Linked DNA regions of Homo sapiens: region 2 is linked to region 1. Evidence: read pairs that join two places in POLR2A ChIA-PET (ENCODE). Cell type or tissue: HepG2. All regions are shown on one strand. Each heading gives the region's core, and the rest is flanking DNA. Links, peaks and the distances in the headings are about the cores only.

Region 1 (8,000 bases), core at 1-8,000:
ACTTTCTATACACTCAGTTACATAATTGTTTGGTGTGTATAATGTAGGTTTAAAAATTTACATAAATGAACTGTAATAGAGTTAATTCTTTTTTTTTTTTTGAGACTGAGTCTCACTGTATCACCCAGGCTGGAGTGCAGTGGCACAATCTCGGCTCACTGCAACCTCTGCCTCCCGGGTTCCAGTGATTCTTCTGCCTCAGCCTCCCAAGTAGCTGGGATTACAGGTGTCTGCCACCATACCCAGCTAATTTTTGTATTTTTAGTAGAGACAGGGTTTCACCATGTTGGTCAGGCTGGTCTCGAACTCCTAACCTTGTGATCTGCCCACCTCGCCTCCCAAAGTGCTAGCTAGGATTACAGGCGTGAGCCACCGTGCCTGGCCAAGTTCATCCAATTTTTACCTTTTCTTGTACTCAAAACTATGTTTTTGAGAAGTCTCAAAATCCCATGTGATTATATATAAATCTTTTTTTTTTTTTTTTGAGGAGTCTTACTCTGTTGCCCAGGCTGGAGTGCAGTGGTGCAAATTTGGCTGACTACAAGCTCCGCCTCCTGGGTTCATGCCATTCTCCTGTCTCAGCCTCCCAAGTAGCTGGGATTACAGGCACCCACCATCAGGCCTGGCTAATTTTTTTGTATTTTTTAGTAGAGATGGGGTTTCACCATGTTAGCCAGGATGGTCTCGATCTCCTGACCTCATGATCCACCCTCCTCGGCCTCCCAAAGTGCTGGGATTACAGGCGTGAGCCACCGCACCCGGCCGATTATATATAAATCTAACTTAATGCTTCTGGCTGCTGAATCAGCTAATGCATGTACCTTATTTTATTTATCTATTTTAATGATGAACAGATTGATCTTTTAAAAAGATAACATTCTTGGCTGGGTGCAATGGCTCATGACTGTCATCCCAGCACTTTGGGAGCCTGAGGTGAGCAGATTACCTGAGGTCAGGAGTTCGAGAGACCAGCCTGGCCAACATGGTGAAACCCCATCTCTATTAAAAATACAAAAATTGACCACATGTGGTGGCAGATGCCTGTAATCCCAGCTACTCAGGAGGCTGAGGCAGGAGAATGGCTTGAACCCGGGAGGTGGAGGTTGCAGTGGGCCAAGATTGCACCACTGCATGCCAGCCTGGGCAACAGAGTGAGACTCTGTCTCAAAAAAAAAAAAAAAAAGATAACATTCTTGGCCCTGCACGGTGGCTCACACCTGTAATCCCAGCAATTTGGGAGGCTGAGATGGGCGAATCACCTGAGGTCAGGAGTTCAAGACCAGCCTGGTCAACATGGTGAAACCCCATCTCAACTATAAATACAAAAATTAGCCTGGTGTGGTAGCACATACCTGTAGTCCTAGCTACCCAGGAGGCTGAGGCTGCAGTGAGCCGAGATCATGCCACTGCACTCCAGCCTGGGCGACAGAGTAGGATCCTGTCTCAAAACAATAAAATAAAATGATAACATTCTTTTAATCTCTACAATTTTATGAACTGTAATTTCCAATATGGTGTTGTAGCCCAGAATGCTGTTATACAAAGAATGATGATGTCAATCCTTTCTGTTTGAGTTTCCATCTGGTTGTTCCCAGATAGTAATAAAAATGTGTGGTATTCAGAATTTCCTTGTGTTTCATTGTACTGACAATATACAGGGGACTTGAAGGTCAGAACAAGCTATCATTCTGCCCAAAATGTTCTGAAATGGACAGCTGTGAACTATGATTTCATTTGTTCAGGATATTTGTCTATTTGATACACTTTTTTTTGCTAAATTTCAGGAACAAGAAGTCATCCAACTGGAATAATAATCAAAATGATTATTCCAGTCTCAGTGATTCCCAGTTCCTCTTTGGATCTCAGTTCTGTCCAGAAAATTCAGAAACCCTATCAGCACCCTTGGACTTTGGTGCCCACTTGAGACATTCAAAACAGTCACAACAGAACTATCTGGAGGTGAGTCTGGTTTCCAGAATTGATCTGCACACATTTCACAGTCATTATGGAGATAAACTATAAAGAATACTTATTCTGGCCAGGTGCAATGGCTGACACCTGTAATCCCTGCACTTGGGGAGGCTGAGGCAAGTGGATCCCTTGAGCCCAGGAGTTTGAGACCAGCCTGGGCAACATGGCAAAACCCCATCTCTACAAAAAGTACAAAAATTAGCTGAGTGTGGTGGCTGAGGCAGGAGGATTGCTTGAGCCCAGGAAGTCAAGGCTGCAGTGACCCATGATTCTGCCAGTGTACTCCAGCCTGGGTGACAGAGTGAGAACCTGTCTCAAAAAAAAAACAAACAAGGCCAGGTGTTGTGGCTCATGCCTGTAATGCCAGCAATTTGGGAGGCCGAGGCAGGTGGATCACAAGGTCAGGAGTTCAAGACCAGCCTGGCCAAGATGGTGGAACCCCGCCTCTACTAAAAATACAAAAATTAGCCGGGTGTGGTGGCAGGCGCCTGTAATCCCAGCTACTCGGGAGGCTGAGGCAGAGAATCGCTTGAACTCAGGAGGTAGAGGTTGCAGTGAGCCGAGATCAAACCACTGAACTCTATCCTGGGAGATAGAGCATGACTCTGTCTCAAAACAAACAAACAAAACAAAAAAACCCGACAACCAATACTTAGTTTCTAGCCTTAAAAAAATTACTTATTCTGTTGGAATATGTTTTAGAATTGTACATCTGTAAGGATTACTCTCCTAAAGGGATTTGTGCTTGATTAGTGACTCATTTGACTTAATAGTCTGAAATGGCAACATTTATATTTGCGGTTTCTTCTATTACAAAGCAACGTAAAATAGTGTCAATTCCTTGACCAATCCTAGGGAGAGGCAAATATATATACATATATATTTGCCTAAGGCTAGTCATACTATTGTTTGTGAGAATTTATAAGTAAAAATAGTTTTCATAAAATAGAAATAAAATAACAAATTTTATTTTAGACAGACTTTTTTAAATAATAAACTTCATGTAATCTGTATACTTTAGTCAACTATACTACATTATGTCCTTGAAGAAGAAGGAGATGAGGATTCTGAGGCCTAGGTTAGTGAGTAAAGGCCAGAATGAGGAACAGAGTCTCTTGAATCCTTGATGTTTTGAGATTAACCTGTCTTTTCCTTTTTTTTTTTTTTTTTTTTTTTTTTTTTTTGAGACAGAGTCTTGCTCTGTCACCTGGGCCGAGGTCCAGTGGCATGATCTCAGTTCACTGACTGCAAACTTCGCCTTCCAGGTTCAAGTAATTCTCCTGTCTCAGCCTCCCTAGTAGCTGGGATTATAGGTGTGTGCCACCACACACGGCTGATTTTTGCGTTTTTAGTAGAGACAGTGTTTCTCCATGTTGGCGGGCTAGTCTTGAGCTCCTAACCTCAGATGATCTGCTCACCTCAGCTGCCCAAAGTGCTGGGATTACAGGTGTGAGCCACCATGCCCAGCCTGATTCTTTGAGATCAATCTGTGTTTTCTTGTGAGTCAAAAACATTTTGATTTTGGAGGCACCTATAACTAAATGTAGTTTTGTTTTGTTTTGTTTTGTTTTGTTTTTGAGACAGAGTTTTTCCCTCTGTCACCCAGGCTGTAGTGCAGTGGTGCTGTGGCAGGAATCAGAGGACCAGAGAGACCAAATGGATAAAACAGGAGGATTTTATTAAGGTGTGCACCGGCTCAGCGGATTCGCATCCAAAAGGCTGAGACCTGAACAGAAACAGGGCTTGACTTTTATACACATTTCTGAAAGGGGATTGGCCAGTTTGAATGGCGTGGAGGGAATTTGGTGGCATGAAGTGTATAGTGCAGGCAAGTGGGCATACAGAAGCAGAACAAAGGCAGTTAATCAAACAGTGACAGGTTTCATCATCCTAGCATAGCTCGTGACCTCGCAGCTGCATTGGAAGGAAAACAGGAACTTATCAAACTAAAGCAGGCTTTGCATCTGGTACATATCTTACTCAAGCTCGTCTTGTGACCTTGTCATGTTGCACAGAAGAGAAACAGGAATTGTAAAACTCTGTGAAGTAACCTTGAGTATCACTAAGGAAGGATTATCAAAGGGGAGGGGGAAGTTGGGAAAAGAGAAAAACCTGCTTTCCCACCCTCGCCTGGGAATGGGAGGAGAGGGGACTCTGGAGCACATTCCTTGAGGGCTCTGGTTTTGCACATAGTGTTATCAAAGCCCTGCCAGAGCTCTGCTGCCTATTGCTAGGTCTTGGAGTGAGTCAGCCCAGCAAGAGAAAACTTGTTTTTCTCTTTACATCTCCTGCTTCAGTGTGATCTCAGCTCACTGCAACCTCTGCCTCCTGGGTGCAAGCAATTATCATGCCTCAGCCTCCTGAGTGGCTGGGATTATAGGCGCCTGCCCCCATGCCCAGCTAATTTTTGTATTTTTAGTAGAGACAGGGTTTCACTGTGTTGGCTAGGCTGGTCTCAAACTCCTGACCTCAAGTGATCCACCTGCATTGGCCTCCCAAAGTGCTGGGATTACAGGTGTGAGCTACCATGCCTGGCCACACCAAGCTAATTTTTTTCTTTTTTTTTTTGAGAGGGAGCCTCACTGTTGCCAGACTGGAGTGCAGTGGCATGATCTCAGCTCACTACAACCTCTGCCTCCCGGGTTCAAGCGATTCTCCTGCCTCAGTCTCCTGAGTAGATGGGACTATGGGCGTGCACCACCACGCCCAGCTAATTTTTGTATTTTTAGTAGAGACAGGATTTCACCATGTCAGCCAGGATGGTCTCAATCTCCTGACCTCATGACCCACCTGCCTCAGCCTCCCAAAGTTCTGGGATTACAGGCGTGAGCCCCCGTGCCCAGCTGCACCAGCTAATTTTTATATTTTTTGTAGGGATGGGGTTTAGCCATGTTGCCCAGGCTGGTCTTGAACTCCTGGGCTCAAGGGATTTTTTTTTTTTTTTTGAGACGGAGTTTTGCTCTGGTTGCCCAGACTGGAGTGCAATGGTACGATCTCGGCTCACCACAACCTCTGCCTTCCAGGTTTAAGCAATTCTCCTGCCTCAGTCTCCTGAGTAGCTGGGATTACAGGCATGCGCACCACGCCTGGCTAATTTTGTATTTTTAGTAGAGACGGGGTTTCTCCATGTTGGTCAGGCTGTTCTTGAACTCCCCACCTCAGGTGATCTGCCCACTTCGGCCTCCCAAAGTGCTGGGATTATAGGCGTAAGCCACTGTGCCCAGCCTGGGCTCAAGTTTTATATATAAACTTACATGCATCAAATAGGGACTTAACAAATAAGATTAAGTTGGTGCTTTTTTTTCTTTTCTTTTCTTTTCTTTTCTTTTGAGACAGAGTCGCACTCTGTCACCCGGGCTAGAGTGCAGTGGCACGATCTTGGCTCACTGCAACCTCCTCTTCCCAGGTTCAAGAGATTCTCCTGCCTCAGCCTCCCGAGTAGCTGTGATTACAGGTGTGTGCCACCACGCCCAGCTAATTTTTGTTTTTGTTTTTGTTTCTGTTTTGAGACGGAGTTTCACTCTTGTCGCCCAGGCTGGAATGCAGTGGTGCAATCTTGGCTCACTGCAACCTCCTCCTTCTGTGTTAAAGCAATTCTCCTGCCTCAGCCTCCTGAGTAGTTGGGATTACAGGCGCCTGCCAGCATGCCCGGCTAATTTTTTGTATTTTAGTAGAGACAGGGTTTCGCCAAGTTGAGCAGGCTGGTCTCAAACTCCTGACCTCAGGTGATCCGCCCGCCTCGGCCTCCCAAAGTGCTGGGATTACAGGCATGAGCCACCACACCCGACCAATTTTTGTATTTCTAGTAGTGACGGGGTTTCATCACATTGGTCAGGTTGGTCTCAAACTCCTGACCTTGTGATCCACCCACCTCGGCCTCCCAAACAAAGTGTTGGGAGTACAGGGGTGAGCCACCATGCCCAGCCAGTCGGTGCTTTAAGTTAGTAAAGTATGCTCTGAAATAAGTATTTCAGTACAAAAATTGGTATCTAGTGATATGAAGGAATAAATGACCTCCCTGAATGTTTCAGAATTTTGCCAAAGAATGCAGAAAGTGGCTCACCATTTGTCAGCATGCCCACTGTCCAGTCCACATCAAACTTACCAATATGAGTTCAGTTCACTAGCAGCTGAGCAACAGCAATTTGAGTTAAAATTATGATTATGAAAACTTTAACACATCATGTCAGAAATAGCATAAATGGTTCTCTGTTCTTGCCTTTAAATTTATGCAATTGATTCTAAGCTATTTTGGTTGACATTTAAAATATCTCTGGGCTGGTAAGGCAAAAATCTATATTAATAAAAACAGTTGCTTTATTTTAAATATAATTTTCTGGTGTATACAAAGATAAAATGGAAATACTACTTGCTATGTTACGTTACAGCAATATGGTTTGCACTTAAATGTGACTCTGCATTGTACAGAAAATAGTGAATGCTATAAATATTTTTATGTGTGAAATGCTATATATTTTTTTCATTTAACAGGGTGAACCTAGCATTTTCACAAAGTACCAGACAAAGCCCCAGCTGTTCGGAGGAGATATAAAAGATGGAGGTTTATTTCCTCCTCCTTTGTCAGTTGGAAAATCAAAAGGCCTCTTGGAACAGTTTGAGGAGAAAAAGAAAAGGGCAAAAGACAAATGTGACAGGTATGTAAACCTTTCAAATGGATGAAAGAACTCACCTTTTCTGAGTAAAACAAGACATAGAGTGTCAGTAATTAAATAATTCAATTTTAGCATAATAGCATGTATTAGAGTTCTCCAGAGAAACCAAACCATAGGACTTACACACACATACACACACACACACACACACACAGACACACAAACAGACACACAGAGAAAGAGGGAGAAAGAGAAAGAGGGAGAGAGAGAATTATAGATTGATTTTTTTTTTTTGACGGAGTCTTGCTCTGTCGCCAGGCTGGAGTGCAGTGGCACAATCTTGGCTCACTGCAACCTCTGCCTCCCAGGTTCAAGCGATTCTCCTGCCTCAGCCTCCTGAGTAGCTGGGACTACAGGCGCCTGCCACCATGCCTGGCTAATTTTTGTATTTTTAGTAGAGACAGGGTTTTACCATGTTGGCCAGGCTGGTCACAAACTCCTGACCTCAGTTGATCCACCCATCTCAGCCTCCCAAAATGCTGGAATTATAGGCGTGAGCCACTGTGCCTGGCCATTATTATTATTATTATTTATTTTATTATTATTTTTTTCTGAGATGGAGTTTCACTCTTGTTGTCCAGACTGGAGTGCAATGGCACAATCTCGGCTCACTGAAACATCCGCCTCCTGGGTTCAAGTGATTCTCCTGCCACAGCCTCCCGAGTAGCTGGGATCACAAGCGCATGCCAGCATGCCCAGCTCATTTTTGTATTTTCAGTAGAGACGGGGTTCGCCATGTTGGCCAGGCTGGTCACGAACTCCTGACCTCAGGTGATCTGCCCACTTCGGCCTCCCAAAGTGCTGGCATTACAAGCATGAGCCACCGCAGTCTTCCCACCTTAGCTTCCCAAGTAGCTTCGATCAGAGGCACACACAGCTGTGGCCACCTAATTTTTTTTTTTCAGAGATAGTGTCTCACTATGTTGTCCAGGCTGGTCTTGAACTCCTGGGCTCAAGCAGTCGTCCCACCTCGACCTCTCAAAGTGCTGGGATTACAGGCATGAGCCACCATACCCAGCCTCCTAGTTATTCTTAATTGCCTTCTTGTCAATATGATTTGTGGTAGATTTACATACCACAATTTTTTTCTCTCTGAAAAATAAAAACTAGAGGATTTCTAAGAGAAATGTAATATTCAAGTAATGTTACACTTATTTTTCCTAAACATCTGCCCCCTGATTTTTCTTTTCAGATCATCAGGATTAGGAAGTTGGACAACATTATTTATTTTAGAGTCTAGAATAGAATGTGGCCAGGCACGGTGGCGGGTGCCTGTAATCCCAGCTACTCAGGAGGCTGAGACAGGAGAATCACTTGAACCCAGGAGGCGGAGGTTGCAGGGAGCCTAGATTGCAC
Region 2 (12,942 bases), core at 2,887-10,886, 87 kb after region 1:
TAAATTGGAGGGAGGACTGTTGAGGGATAAATAAATAAATAGAAATACATTGGCCAGGCATGGTGGCTCACACCTGTAATTCCACCACCTTGGGAGGGATTGCGCCACTGCACTCCTGCTTGGGTGACAGAGCAAGACTGCATCTCAAAAAAAAAAAAAAAGAAATATATAAAACTGACTCTATTGGTAGGTTTTAAAAAAGTTATTAAGCCAACTAGTGACCTTCCTTCGATGACATATTCCCTTGATGTACGTTTTCTTGTTATTTTTTGAGACGGAGTCTTGCTCTGTTGCCCAGGCTGGAGTGCAGTGGCGCGATCTCGGCTGACCGCAACCTCCGCCTCCCGGGTTCAAGAGATTCTCCTGCCTCAGCCTCCCGAGTAGCTGGGACTACAGGAGCATGCCATCACACCCAGCTAATTTTTTTGTATTTTTAGTAGAGACGGGGTTTCACCATATTGGCCCAGGATGGTCTTGATCTCTTGACCTCGTGATGTGCCTGCCTCTGCCTCCCAAAGTGCTGGGATTACAGGCATAAGCCACTATTTCCATTCCCTCAATTTCAACTTCTCTGTGTCTTTGACACACAATGTATTACTAAACATGTTTGTTTGTTTGTTTGTTTGTTTGTTTTCTGAGATGGAGTCTTGCTCTGTCACGCAGGCTGGAGTGCAATGGTGCCATCTCAGCTCACTACAACCTCCACCTCCTGAGTTCAAGCAATTCTCCTGCCTCAGCCTCCCAAGTAGCTGGGATTACAGGTGCACGCCACCACTCCTGGCTAATTTTCTGTACTTTTAGTAGATAGGGGGGTCTCGCTATGTTCACCAGGCTGGTCTTGAACTCCTGACCTCAAGTGATCCACCCACCTCCGCCTCCCAAAGTGGGATTACAGGCCATGAGCCACTGTGCCCAGCCTTGTTTTGTTTTCTTGTGTTTTGAGACAAGCTCTTGCTCTGTCACCCAGGCTGCAGTGCAGTGCACAATTATAGCTCACTACAGCCTCAAACTCCTGTGCTCAAGGGATCCTCCCACCTCAGCCTCCCAAGAAGCTGGAACTGCAGGCACAAGCTACCATGCCCAGCTAATTTTTAAAAAAAATTTTGTAGAGACAGGAGTCTTGCTATGTTGACCAGGCTGGTCTCAAACTCCTATCCTCAAGCAATCCTCCCACCTCAGCTTTCCAAAATGTTGGGATTACAGGTATAAGCCACCATGCCTGACTCTTTTTTTCCAAGAGACAGGGTCTCCAGCCTGACCAACATGGAGAAACCCTGTCTCTACTAAAAATACAAAATTAGCCGGGCGTGGTGGCGCATGCCTGTAATCCCAGCTACTCGAGAGGCTGAGGCAGGAGAATTGCTTGAACCTGGGAGGCAGAGGTTGCAGTGAGCCAAGATCGCGCCATTACACTCCAACCTGGGCAACAAGAGTGAAACTCCATCTCAAACAAAAAAGAAAAAGAAAAAGAGACAGCATCTCACTCTGTCGTCCAGGCTGGAGTGCAATGATGCAATCGTGGCTCACGGTAACTTCGAACTCCTGGGCTCAAGCAAGCTTCCTCCCTCAGCCTTCTGAGTAGCTAGGACTATAGGCACATACCACTGTATCCCTGGTGTGGTTTGTCTTTTAAAGTCTGATCTGAGAGTTTGTCTTTAGTTTGGTAAATTTAACTCATCTACAGTGATTCTAATGCTGTTATTAGACTTCACTGAATTTAATTCAGCCTCCTTATTTCAGGTTTCTTTTTTTTCCCCCTTTTTCCACATGTTCTAACATGCTTTCTAATTACCATACTTCTTATTTTTTCCCCCCTTCATTTTTGCCTTCCATTAATTTTCCTTTTGCAGGTGTGGCAGTTTGCTAGTCGCCTCCTGCTAGCTATTTTCCCCTCCTTCCTTAGTTTGAGAACCCCAGTTTTTAGCTGGACATGATGCAGTCCTGCTATACAGTACATCCCAGCCTTCCTGAAAGCCAGGTATTGTCATATGATTAGCCAATGAGATACAAAGGAGGTTTGATGTATGATATCTGAGAAATGTCCTAAAAAGGAAGGGGTAGGTCAGCTGGGTTTAATATTGCCATGGAGCTGCTACGTCAGCAATGGATTGACTGCCTACGTCAGAAATTCTTTTCAGAAAGATGTAAGCCTCCATCTTGCTTAATACGCTAATTTGCAGATTTTTCTTACCTGCCAGCAAGCCTTTCCTAACTGACGTAGTATGTTTCAAAGTTATACATTCAATTTTCCGTTTCTGTTAGTTGTTCCATTAACTTATTAGGATCTCTATTTTTATTTTTCCCCATAAATTACATAAACTTACAATTGTTCACCTTTCTCATCCTCAAGAATAGTAGTTCTGGACATTCTCATCTCTCTCTGCTCTATACTAATTCCTCACCTATGTTGGAATTACCCAGAATTTATCTCTGGAATATTATAGATACTAGTTGCTTTCTTAAACCTTGATTATTATTGTACCTTTTTTTTTTTTTTCTCCTGAGACAGAGTCTCACTGTATCGCCCAAGCTGGAGTGCAGTGGCACGATCTAGGCTCACTGCAATCCCCACCACCATTCTCATGCCTCAGCCTCCCCAGTAGCTACGATTACAGGCATGTGCCACTGCACCGGGCTAATTTTCTTCTATTTTTTAAGAGATGGGGTTTCAGCATGTTGGCCAGCCACCGCACCTGGCCTATTATTGATTTTTTTTGGCCGGGCGCCGTGGCTTATGCCTGTAATCCCAGCATTTTGGGAGGCCGAGGCAGGCGGATCACTTGAGGCTAGAAGTTCGAGACCAGCCTGGCCAACATGGTGAAACCCCGTCTCTACTAAAAATACAAAAATTGGCTGTGCATGGGTGGCATGCACCTGTAATCCCAGCTACTCAGGAGGCTGAGGCACAGAATTGCTTGAACCCAGGAGGCAGAGGTTACAGTGAACCGAGATCATGCCACTGGACTCCAGCCTGGGCTACAGATCAAGACTCCGTCTATTAAAAAAACAAAAAAACAAAACCCCTGAGTGTATAAAATCAAGAAATTTGCACCAAGTGATACATCCATGTAACCACTACCCTGACCAAGAAACAGGACACCCCCAGACCCCTAGGTGTCCTTCTCACGATTCAGTCGCAATTCTTCCCAACACTAACCAGTTCTGACCATGAATCCCCAAGGTTAATTTTGCCTGTTATAAAGTTTTAAGTCAACAGAATCATTATGCCCTGCTCTGTGTCTACCTTCTCTCATTCATCATTTTTCATTAGACTCATCACTGTTGTGCAAAGCTGGACAGAATTTCCTTGTGTGCTTACACTTACTGCAGTTTATCCATTTACTTTTGATGGACATTTGGGTTAGCTCCAGTTTGTAACTATGACAAGCAGTGCTAGCACAAACATCCTGAAATATGTATTTAAGAGAACATGGGATATATTTCTATTGGTTATATGCCTAACAACAGGATTGTTGAGTAGCAGAATGTGCATATAATTCTACATTTTTGCCTCTTTTTTTTACTAGTGTTGCCTGACTTGTTTGTATTGACTAGTAGGAATTTCTTTGCAACTCTAGATATACGACCAGCTGTGGTGGCTCATGCCTGTAATCCAGCACTTTGGGAGGCTAAGGCAGGCAGATAACTACAGGCCAGGAGTTCAAGACCAGCCTGGCCAACATGGTAAAACCCTGTCTCTACTAAAAATACAAAAATTAGCTGGGCATGGTGGTGGGAGCTTGTAGTCCCAGCTGCTCGGGAGGCTGAGGCATCAGTCACTTGAACCCGGGAGTGGGGGTGCAGTGAGCTGAGATCGCACCATTGCACTCCAACCTTGGCAAGAGAGTAAGACTCCGTCACAGGGAAAAAAAAAAAAGAAAAAAAAATTCTGGACACAACTTGTCAGACATGGATTACAAATCTCTTCTCTCACTGTATGGCTTATGGCTTGTCTTCACTCACTGGTGAACAGACATTCTTTTTTTTTTGAGATGGAGTTTCGCTCTTGTTCCCCAGGCTAGAGTGCAATGGTGCAATCTCAGTTCCCTGCAACCTCCGCCTCCCGGGTTCAAGCGATTCTCCTGCCTCAGCCTCCCAAGTAGCTGAAATTACAGATATGCACCACCACGCCTGGCTAATTTTGCATTTTTAGTAGAGACAGGGTTTCTCCATGTTGGTCAGGCTGGTCTCAAACTCTCAACCTCAGGTGAGCCGCCCACCTCGGCCTCCCAAAGTGCTGGGATTACAGGCATGAGCCACTGCTCCTGGCCTTTTTAAAAAAAAAAAAAAAAAAAAAAAAAAAGAGATGGGGTCTTGCTGTCGCCCAGGCTGGAGGGCAATGGCAGAATCATAGCTCACTGCAGCCTCAAACTCCTGGACTCAAGCAATGCTCCCACCTCAGCCTGTCAGGTAGCTGGGACTACAGGCACTCACCATTGTGCTTAATCCCATCTGCAAAGTCCCTTTTGCCATGTCACCTGACATAATGACAGATTCTGAAACAGATTCTGGGAATTAGGATATGGATATCTCAGGGTGAAGATGAGCACAGCTATGCCTACCACAGCTATTTTATTTATCTTGTCAACAACTGGCAACCGGGGTTTCTTAAACTGGAGTCCATGACTGGACTTCAGGGGTTCTAACAGTTCTTCTCTTAAGAACTCATAGTTTTCATGGTTCTCAAATGACCTAGGAGCCCACTACTATGTAATGGTCACAGTCCAAGGCCTGACAGAGGGAAAAGGACAGAGCGCAACATTATTCCCATAACTACTGGAACACAGATATAATTTCCAAAACTTATACCATAACGAAAATTAATCACTTCTTTATCTCCCTAAGAACATGCACAGTTCCACATACCACATGAACATCTCTTGAAACAGATGTGTCCTTAGTCCAAGTTTTGTAGCTGAACAATTCACCCAGCAAGCTCCCAGGGCAACAATGAGTAACAGGCCACTGGGCAGAAACAGGTAGAATCAAGCTATCACTTTTTTTTTGTTTTTGTTTTTTTTGGGTCAGAGTCTTGCACTGTCACCTAGGCTGGAGTATAATGGTGCGATCTCAGCTCACTGCAGCCTTCACCTCCTGGATTCAAGCGACTCTTGAGCCTCAGCCTCCCGAGTAGCTGAGATTACAGGTACCTGCCACCATGCCTAGCTAATTTTTGTATTTTTAGTAGAGACAGGGTTTTACCATGTTGACCAGGCTGGGCTCGAACTCCTGGCCTCAGGTGAGCCACCTCCCACGGCCTCTCAAAGTGCTGAGCTTACAGGCATGAGCCACCATGCTCAGGCCTCAACTATCACTTTTAAGTCATATAAAACCCCATGCCTTAGCCTTCCTCTTATCCATCAAGGCCTCTAACTACATGTGGAGAAAATAAAAGCGTGACAAAAACAAAGCAACCTCCTGGTAGAGCAGCAACCTTAGACTTGATCCCTCATATCCCTTCCTCCTTTTCTCATTCTCCACGAGCAGAGGCTCGCCACCTTGCTGAGATATCCTGACAGGCTTCCCTTAGATGCTGCCCTGCTACCAAAAGCCACGGTCTTCATCCAGAAGCATGAACTCTGGATATACAAAATAGGCATTGTTCATCTGAATCAGAACAATTTTTCTTAGTACAAGTACTGCCTTAGGAAAGACTGTCTCTTTTGCACATGTGAGCCTACAACAAGGGAGAAAAAATTCACTTACTTTGACTGCAAGGTCTGCCTGGGCCATGTGCCATCTTCATTTTGAGGCTCAATTACTAGCACCTGAGTGAAAGGGGAAACCAAATGAGGAGAGTTCAAACCACCGCACTTCCAACATGCTTAGAAGCAAAAAGTATCTGGCCACACACCCTGGGCAGAGCTACCTGCTGGGGAATGGCCAGGGCCCTCCTACCTGACCCTGGTATAGCCCAGCATCCTGGACAGTGTTGTCTAGCTTGCTCAACTGCTCGTAGGTGTTGCTCATGTATTTGTTCCAGAGCCGTGTTTCACGCTCCGCAGGGATGTTGAATAGCTTCCGCATCTCTTTCTCGATGGTTGCTAGGAACAGGCAGAAATATCACTTGGGGCTTTGTCCACATGCAAGGCTAAAGACAGCCATGGCAAACTAATGCTCATCCTCTTTCTTGTCAGATGCTCACAGGTGCTCTGGATCAACCCCCTGATACCTCTTAAAATCAATCATCTCCCATGGGTGGCCTCTTGCACTCATATGCCTGGAAAGTATCCCTATGCTTCTTTGCTAACGTGTGTCTCTCATTTATGGCGCAAAAGCAACATAGAAAGCGAGAAAGCTTATCTTTGGAGTTAACTCAGATATGGCTTCAAAAGCTAGCTCCACCATTTTCTGGCTGCGATTTGTTTTTTTTTTTAAGAGACAGGATCTTGCTCTGATGCCCAGGCTGCAGTGCAGTGGTGGGATCGTAGCTCACTGTAAACCTTGCTGAGATTTTTAAATAAGTTATTTTTAAACTTCTTTGGATCTACATTTCCTTATCTTCATTATCATAGACAAATGGGCAAGGAGCAGGCCCAGTGTTCTCTCCATAAGAATTCCTGGAGGAATAGGCCCCCAGGTCAGGACTGGCAACTACAGCTCGAGATGATTTGGGTAACAAATCTAAAGAGGGCATATAAAATAATGCCCTCTTCCCTCCCATCAGCCACAATGTCCTACACTCTCTCACCACATACCAGGGACCCCAGCCCAGCCTCTCACCAATGGTGTCTGCCTTGCTGAAATGGCAACTCAGCACATTGGTGGGGTCACTGTTCTCACAGAGCTTCAGTTCCAGCAAATACACCTCGACTTTGCAGTGCTTGACAAACAGGCCATGCTCCACAACCTATGAACAAGAGGCAGGGGTGAGGGCATAGCGGTTTTGCAGCTGGGCAGTCTTGGATGTAGCATATCTTATCAGAAGCAAAAAGCAGAAAACTCATGATAATCCATTTCCTTTACTGATCAAGGGATCAAAAGAACAGATTTTTAAAGCTACCAGTACCTGGACAAAGAGTTTAAAAATATTTTTTCTGGCCGCGTGTGGTGGCTCACGCTTGTAATCTCAACACTCTGGGAGGCCGAGGTGGGTGGATCACTTGAGGTCAGGAATTTGAGACCAGCCTGACCAACATGGTGAAACCCCATTTCTATGAAAAATACAAAAATTAGCCGGGCATGGTGGCATGTGCCTGTAATCCCAACTACTCAGGAGGCTGAGACAGGGGAATCGCTTGAACCCAGGAGGTGGAGGCTGCAGTGAGCCAAGATCGCTCCACTGCACTCCAGCCTGGGCGACAGAGCGAGACTCTGTACCCCGCAAAAAAATATATATATATTTTTTTTCTACCCACTAAGACCAAGAGCATCTTGATGATATTAGAGAGAAGCCTATTCTTCACTGTTTTTTGTTTTTGAGATGGAGTCTTCCTCCGTCAGCAGCCTGGAGTGCAGTGGTGCGATCTCAGCTCATTACAACCTGCACCTCCTGGGTTCAAGAGATTCTCCTGCCTCAGCCTCCCGAGTAGCTGGGACTACAGGGGCCCACCATCATGCCCAGCTAATTTTTGTATTTTTAGTAGAGACAGGATTTCACCATGTTGGCCAGGATGGTCTCGATCTCTTAACCTCGTGATCCGCCTGCCTCAGCCTCCCAAAGTGCTGGGATTACAGGCGTGAGCCACCATGCACGGCCTGATCAAAGACTCTTTTTTTTTTTTTGCAACCGAGTCTCACTCTGTTGCCAGGCTGCAGTACAGTGGGGTGATCTCGGCTTACTGCAACCTCCGTCTCCTGGGTTCAAGCAATTCTCCTGCCTCAGCCTCCCGAGTAGCTGGGACTACAGGTATGTGCCACCACACCCAGTTAATTTTTGGATTTTTAGCAGAGACGAGGTTTCACCATGTTGGCCAGGGTGGTCTTGATCTCCTGACCTCGTGATCCACCCGCCTCAACCTCCCAAAGTGCTGGGATTACAGATGTGAGCCACTGCGCCTAGCTCAAAGACTCTTAAGCATAGAGGGAAAAGCAGTATCATAAAGGTTTTTTAAGATAAACAAGATGCAGGACATTAGCTATATGTCCATATGCCCCCAGTGAACTTTCTCTCATAGAATTTTCCAGAAAGTTCTCTCACAGCGCTGCTGGGCACATTCCAAGCCACTGGGCAGCTCTGATGTTTAGAGGCCACTCATGATAATATTCTGGGTGAGCAACTTCACTCACAACCACAATTTCCTAAAGAGAACCAGAAACAGGCTGGGCGTAGTGGCTCACGCCTGTAATCCCACCACTTTGGGGGGCCGAGTCGGGCGGATCACAAGGTCAAGAGTTTGAGACCAGACTGGCCAACATGGCGAAACCCCGTCTCTACTAAAAATACAAAAATTGGCCAGGCGTAGTGAAAGGCGCCTGTAATCCCAGCTACTCAGGAGGCTGAGGCACGAGAATCACTTGAACCTGGGAGCCAGAGGCTGCAGTGAGCCGAGATCGTGCCGTTGCACTCCAGCCTGGGCGACAAGTGCACAAGACTCCATCTCAAAAAAAAAAGAGATCCAGAAACAAGGCCTCAAGCACCACTATTCAACCACTGAGGTATGTTCATTTTCCTAGCAAACACTAGTCAGTGTCCAACAGAAAGCACCTGCAGACAGTGACCAGCAGGTGGGACAATTCACATAACTCACTTTTCTGACGATGGGTTGCTGGCCTTCTACACAGCCGTACCAGTTTAGTAGTTTATTCCACGCCTCGGTAGGGACCAATACATAGTCCAATTCATCAATTAAGTGTTCTTTCAAGGTCTGACTCTCAGGATCTAAAAAAGGAAAAGAGCACATAAGTCACTGCTCTTTACCCCAGAAATGATGGTTTTACATGATTTCCATGTACTTTTCAGAAATAAGAAAATTATTTACAGAAAGAAACAGGAATGAAATTCCAAAATTCTGTCACTGGTCATTATACAGAGCAGACTTTTGTCTTTATCCATGTTTTCTCTTTATCCATGAAGATTTTATGAGGAATTTGTATTTCTTCTATAATTGGAGGGAGAGAAGAGGATAAAAAAGAAAAACTCCAGGCTGGGTGTGGTGGCTCACACCTGTAATCAGCACTTTCGGAGGCTGAGGCGGTTGGATCATGAGGTCAGGAGTTTGAGAGCAGCCTGGCCAACATGGTGAAACCCCGTCTCTACTAAAAATATAAAAATTAGCCGGGTGTGGTAGCGGGCACCTGTAGTCCCAGCTACTCGGGAGGCTGAGGCAGGAGAATTGCTTGAACCCGGGAGGCAGAGGTTGCAGTAAGCCAAGATCACGCCACTGCACTCCAGCCTGGTGAAAGAGCAAGACTCCATCTCAAAAATAAATAAATCATACATGAGGTGGTTATGGTTTCCCACCATCCCTCCGACTAGTTTACACACCTTTTTCAGGGCAGGGTTCCTTTGTTGTCATTTCAACAATGCTCATAACATCTTCACCAGACATAGATTCCATCTCAAGAAACCATTTTCTTTGCTCACCCATAAGAAGCAACTCCTCAGCCATTCAAGTTTTATCATAAGATTAAAGCAATTCAGGCCGGGCATGTTGGCTCATGCCTGTAATTCCAGCACTTTGGGAGGCTGAGGCAGGCAGATCACTTGAGGTCAGGAATTCAAGATCAGCCTGGCCAACATGGTGAAACCCCATTTCTAGTAAAAATACAAAAATTAGCTGGGCATGGTGATGCATGCCTGTAGTCCCAGCTACTCGGGAGGCTGAGGCATAAGAATTGCTTGAACCCAGGAGGTGGAGACTGCAGTGAGCCGAGATACCCCACTGTACTCCAGCCTGGGTGACAGAGCAAGACTCTGTCTCAAAAGAAATAAAAATAAATAAAAATTAAAATTAAAAATAGGCCAGGCGCAGTGGCTCACACCTGTAATCCCAGCACTTTCGGAGGCCGAGGTGGGCAGATCATGAGGTCAGGAGTTCAAGACCAGCCTGGCCAGGGTAGTGAAACCCCGTCTCTACTACAAACACAAAAATTAGCTGGGCATGGTGGTGCACACCTGTAGCCCAGCTACTTGGGAGGCTGAGGCAGGAGAATTGTTTGAACCCAGGAGGCGGAGGTTGCAGTGAGCCAAGATTGCGCCACTGCACTCCAGCCTGGGTGACACAGCGAAACTCCATCTCAAAAAAAATAAAAATAAAAGTAAAAATAAAAAATAAAGCAATTCAGTCACATCTTCAGGCTTCACTTCTAATTCTAGTTCTCTTGCTATTTCCACTTTTGCTGTTACTTCTCCCACTGATGTCTTGAGCCCGTTGAAGTCATCCGTAAGTGTTGGAATGAACTTCTTCCAGACTCCTATTAATGTTGATTTTGACCTCCCATGAATCATGAATATTTTTGTGTGTGTGTGTGGGCAGGTGGGAGTGGCAGGCCTTACTCTATCACCCAGGCTGAAGTGCAGTGGCATGATTACAGCTCACTGCAGCTTCGACCTCCCAGACTCAAGCAATCCTCCTGCCTTAGTCTCCCAAGTAGCTAGAACTACAGGTGCATGCCACCAGGCCTAGCTAATTTTCGTATTTTTTATAGGGATGGGGTTTTGCCAAGTTGCCCACCCTAGTCTCCAATTCCTGGGTTCAAAGGATCCACCTACTTCAGCCTGCCAAAGTCCTGGGATTATAGGTATAAGCCACTGCACCAGGTGGAATCATGAATATTCTTAATGGCATCTAGAATGGTAAATCCTTTCCAAAAGGTTTTCAATTTAATTTGCCCAGATCCTTCAGGAGAATCACTATCTATGGCAGATAAAGTCTTATAAAATGTATTTCTTAAATAATAAGACTTGAAAGTTGAAATCAAATCAGGCACGCTGGCTCAGGCCTGTAATCCCAGCACTTCGGCAGGCTGAGGCGGGAGGATCACTTGAGGTCAGAAGTTTGAGACCAGCCTGGCCAACATGGTGAAACCTGGTCTCTACTAAAAATACAAAAATTAGCCAGGTGGAGGGACGGGCACCTGTATCCCAGCTACTCAGGAGGCTGAGGCAGGAGAATTACTTGAACCTGGTAGGAGGAGGCAGGAGAATTGCTTGAACCTGGGAGGGAGAGGTTGCAGGGAGCCAAGACTGAGCCACTGCACTCCAGCCTGGGCAACAGAGTGAGACTCTGTCTCAAAACAAACAAACAAACAAACAAACAAACAAAAAAAGTTGAAATTACTTCTTGACTCACAGGCTGCAGAACGGATGTTTTTAGTAGGCATGAAACAACATTAATCTCCTCATGCATCTCCATCAGAGCTCTTGGGTAACTAGGTACATTGCAATGGAGCAGTAACTTTTTTTTTTTTGAGACAGTCTCGCTGTGTCCCCCAGGCTGGAGTGCAGTGGCGCCATCTCGGCTCACTGCAAGCTCCACCTCTCGGGTTCATGCTATTCTCCCGCCTCAGCCTCCCGAGGAGCTGGGACTACAGGCACCCGCCACCACACCCGGTTAATTTTGTTTTTGTATTTTTAATAGAGACAGGGTTTCACCATGTTAGCCAGGATGGTCTCAATCTCCTGACCTCGTGATCCGCCCACCTTGGCCTCCCAAAGTGCTGGGATAACAGGCGTAAGCCACTGCACCTGGCAGCAGTAACATTTTGATAAGATTAGCTCAGTGCTTTTTCTGAGCAGTAGGTCTCAACCCTGAGCTAAAAATATTGGGAGGCTGGAGGCTGGAGGCCGGAGGCCGGGCGCGGTGGCTCCCACCTGTAATCCCAGCACTTTGAGAGGCCGAGATGGGTGGATCACGAGATCAGGAGATTGAGACCATCCTGGCCAACATGGTGAAACCCCGTCTCTACTAAAAATACAAAAAAAGTAGCCGGGTGTGGTGGCAGGCACCAGGCGCCTGTGATCCCAGCTACTCAGGAGGCTGAGGCAGGAGAATCGTGTGAACCCGGGAGGCGGAGCTTGCAGTGAGCCGAGATCGCGCCACTGCACTCCAGTCTGGGTGACAGAGCAAGACTCCGTCTCAAAAAAAAAAAAAATATTGGGAGGCCGGGCGTGGTGGCTCACACCTGTACTCCCAGCACTTGGGGAGGCCGTGGTGGGCAGTTACCTGAGGTCGAGAGTTCGAGACCAGCCTGACCAACAAGGAGAAACCCCGTCTCTACTAAAAAAACAAAATTAGCTGGGCGTGGTGGCGCACGCCTATAATCCCAGCTACTCAGGAGGCTGAGGCAGGAGAATCGCTTGAACCTGGGAGGCAGAGGTTGTGGTGAGCCAAGATCGCACCATTGCACTCCAGCCTGGGCAAAAGAGCAAAACTCCGACTCAAAAAAAAAAAAATCGGTAAACTTGTTGTGGTGGCTCATGCCTGTAATCCCAGCACTTAGGGAGGTCAAGGCGGGTGGATCACTTGAGGCCAGGAGTTTGAGACCAGCCTGGCCAAAATAGCAAAACCCCATCTCTACTAAAAGTACAAAAATTAGCCAGAACTGGTGGTGCATGTCTGTAATCTCAGCTACTTGGGAGGCTGAGCCATGAGAATAACTTGAACCCGGGAAGCAGAGGTTGCAGTAAGCCGAGATTGCACCACTGCATTCCAGCCTGGGCGACACAGCGAGATTCTGTCCCAGAAAAATAAAATAAAAACAAAAATATTCGGTATACCATGCTGTAAATAAATATGCTATCATGCAGGCTTTGTTGTTGCATGTGTAGGGCACAGGCAGAGCAGATTTAGCATAATTCTTGAGGGCCTTGGGATTTTTGGAATGATAAATGAGCACTAGCTTCAAACTAAAGTCACCATCTGCAGTATCCCTTAAGAAGAGAGTCAGCCTGTCCTTCAAGGCTCTGAATCTGGCCGGACAGAGTGGCTCATGCCTATAATCCCAGCACTTTGAGAAGTCAAGGCAGACAGATCACTTGAGCCCAGGAGTTGGAGACCA

The links. Peaks named below come from ENCODE experiments on the same cell type or tissue, not always from the same donor. Only the 100,000 strongest peaks of a DNase experiment are listed, where the experiment ranks them.
Region 2: POLR2A ChIA-PET joins it to region 1 with 6 read pairs; 3 of 35 experiments call an interaction of 5 or more read pairs at or near these places.

The regions. Positions count from the first base shown.
Region 1 is chr3:49,234,764-49,242,763 of GRCh38, forward strand. IHO1 (interactor of HORMAD1 1) reads left to right here. Exons shown (of 8, transcript NM_001135197.2): 3 at 1,785-1,959; 4 at 6,463-6,626. Among named protein-coding and RNA genes, the nearest start is that of MIR4271, 35 kb to the right of the region's middle. In HepG2, for the core only: no CTCF peak of the experiment used is centred there; a DNase peak (open chromatin) is centred at 3,858.
Region 2 is chr3:49,318,996-49,331,937 of GRCh38, forward strand. USP4 (ubiquitin specific peptidase 4) reads right to left here. Exons shown (of 22, transcript NM_003363.4): 3 at 8,691-8,821; 4 at 6,724-6,850; 5 at 5,899-6,044; 6 at 5,707-5,768. It overlaps LOC124906236 (Sjoegren syndrome nuclear autoantigen 1 homolog), which reads right to left and starts at 67. Exons shown (of 2, transcript XM_047449404.1): 1 at 1-67. In HepG2, for the core only: a CTCF peak has its summit at 8,672 (motif pointing right); a DNase peak (open chromatin) is centred at 8,676.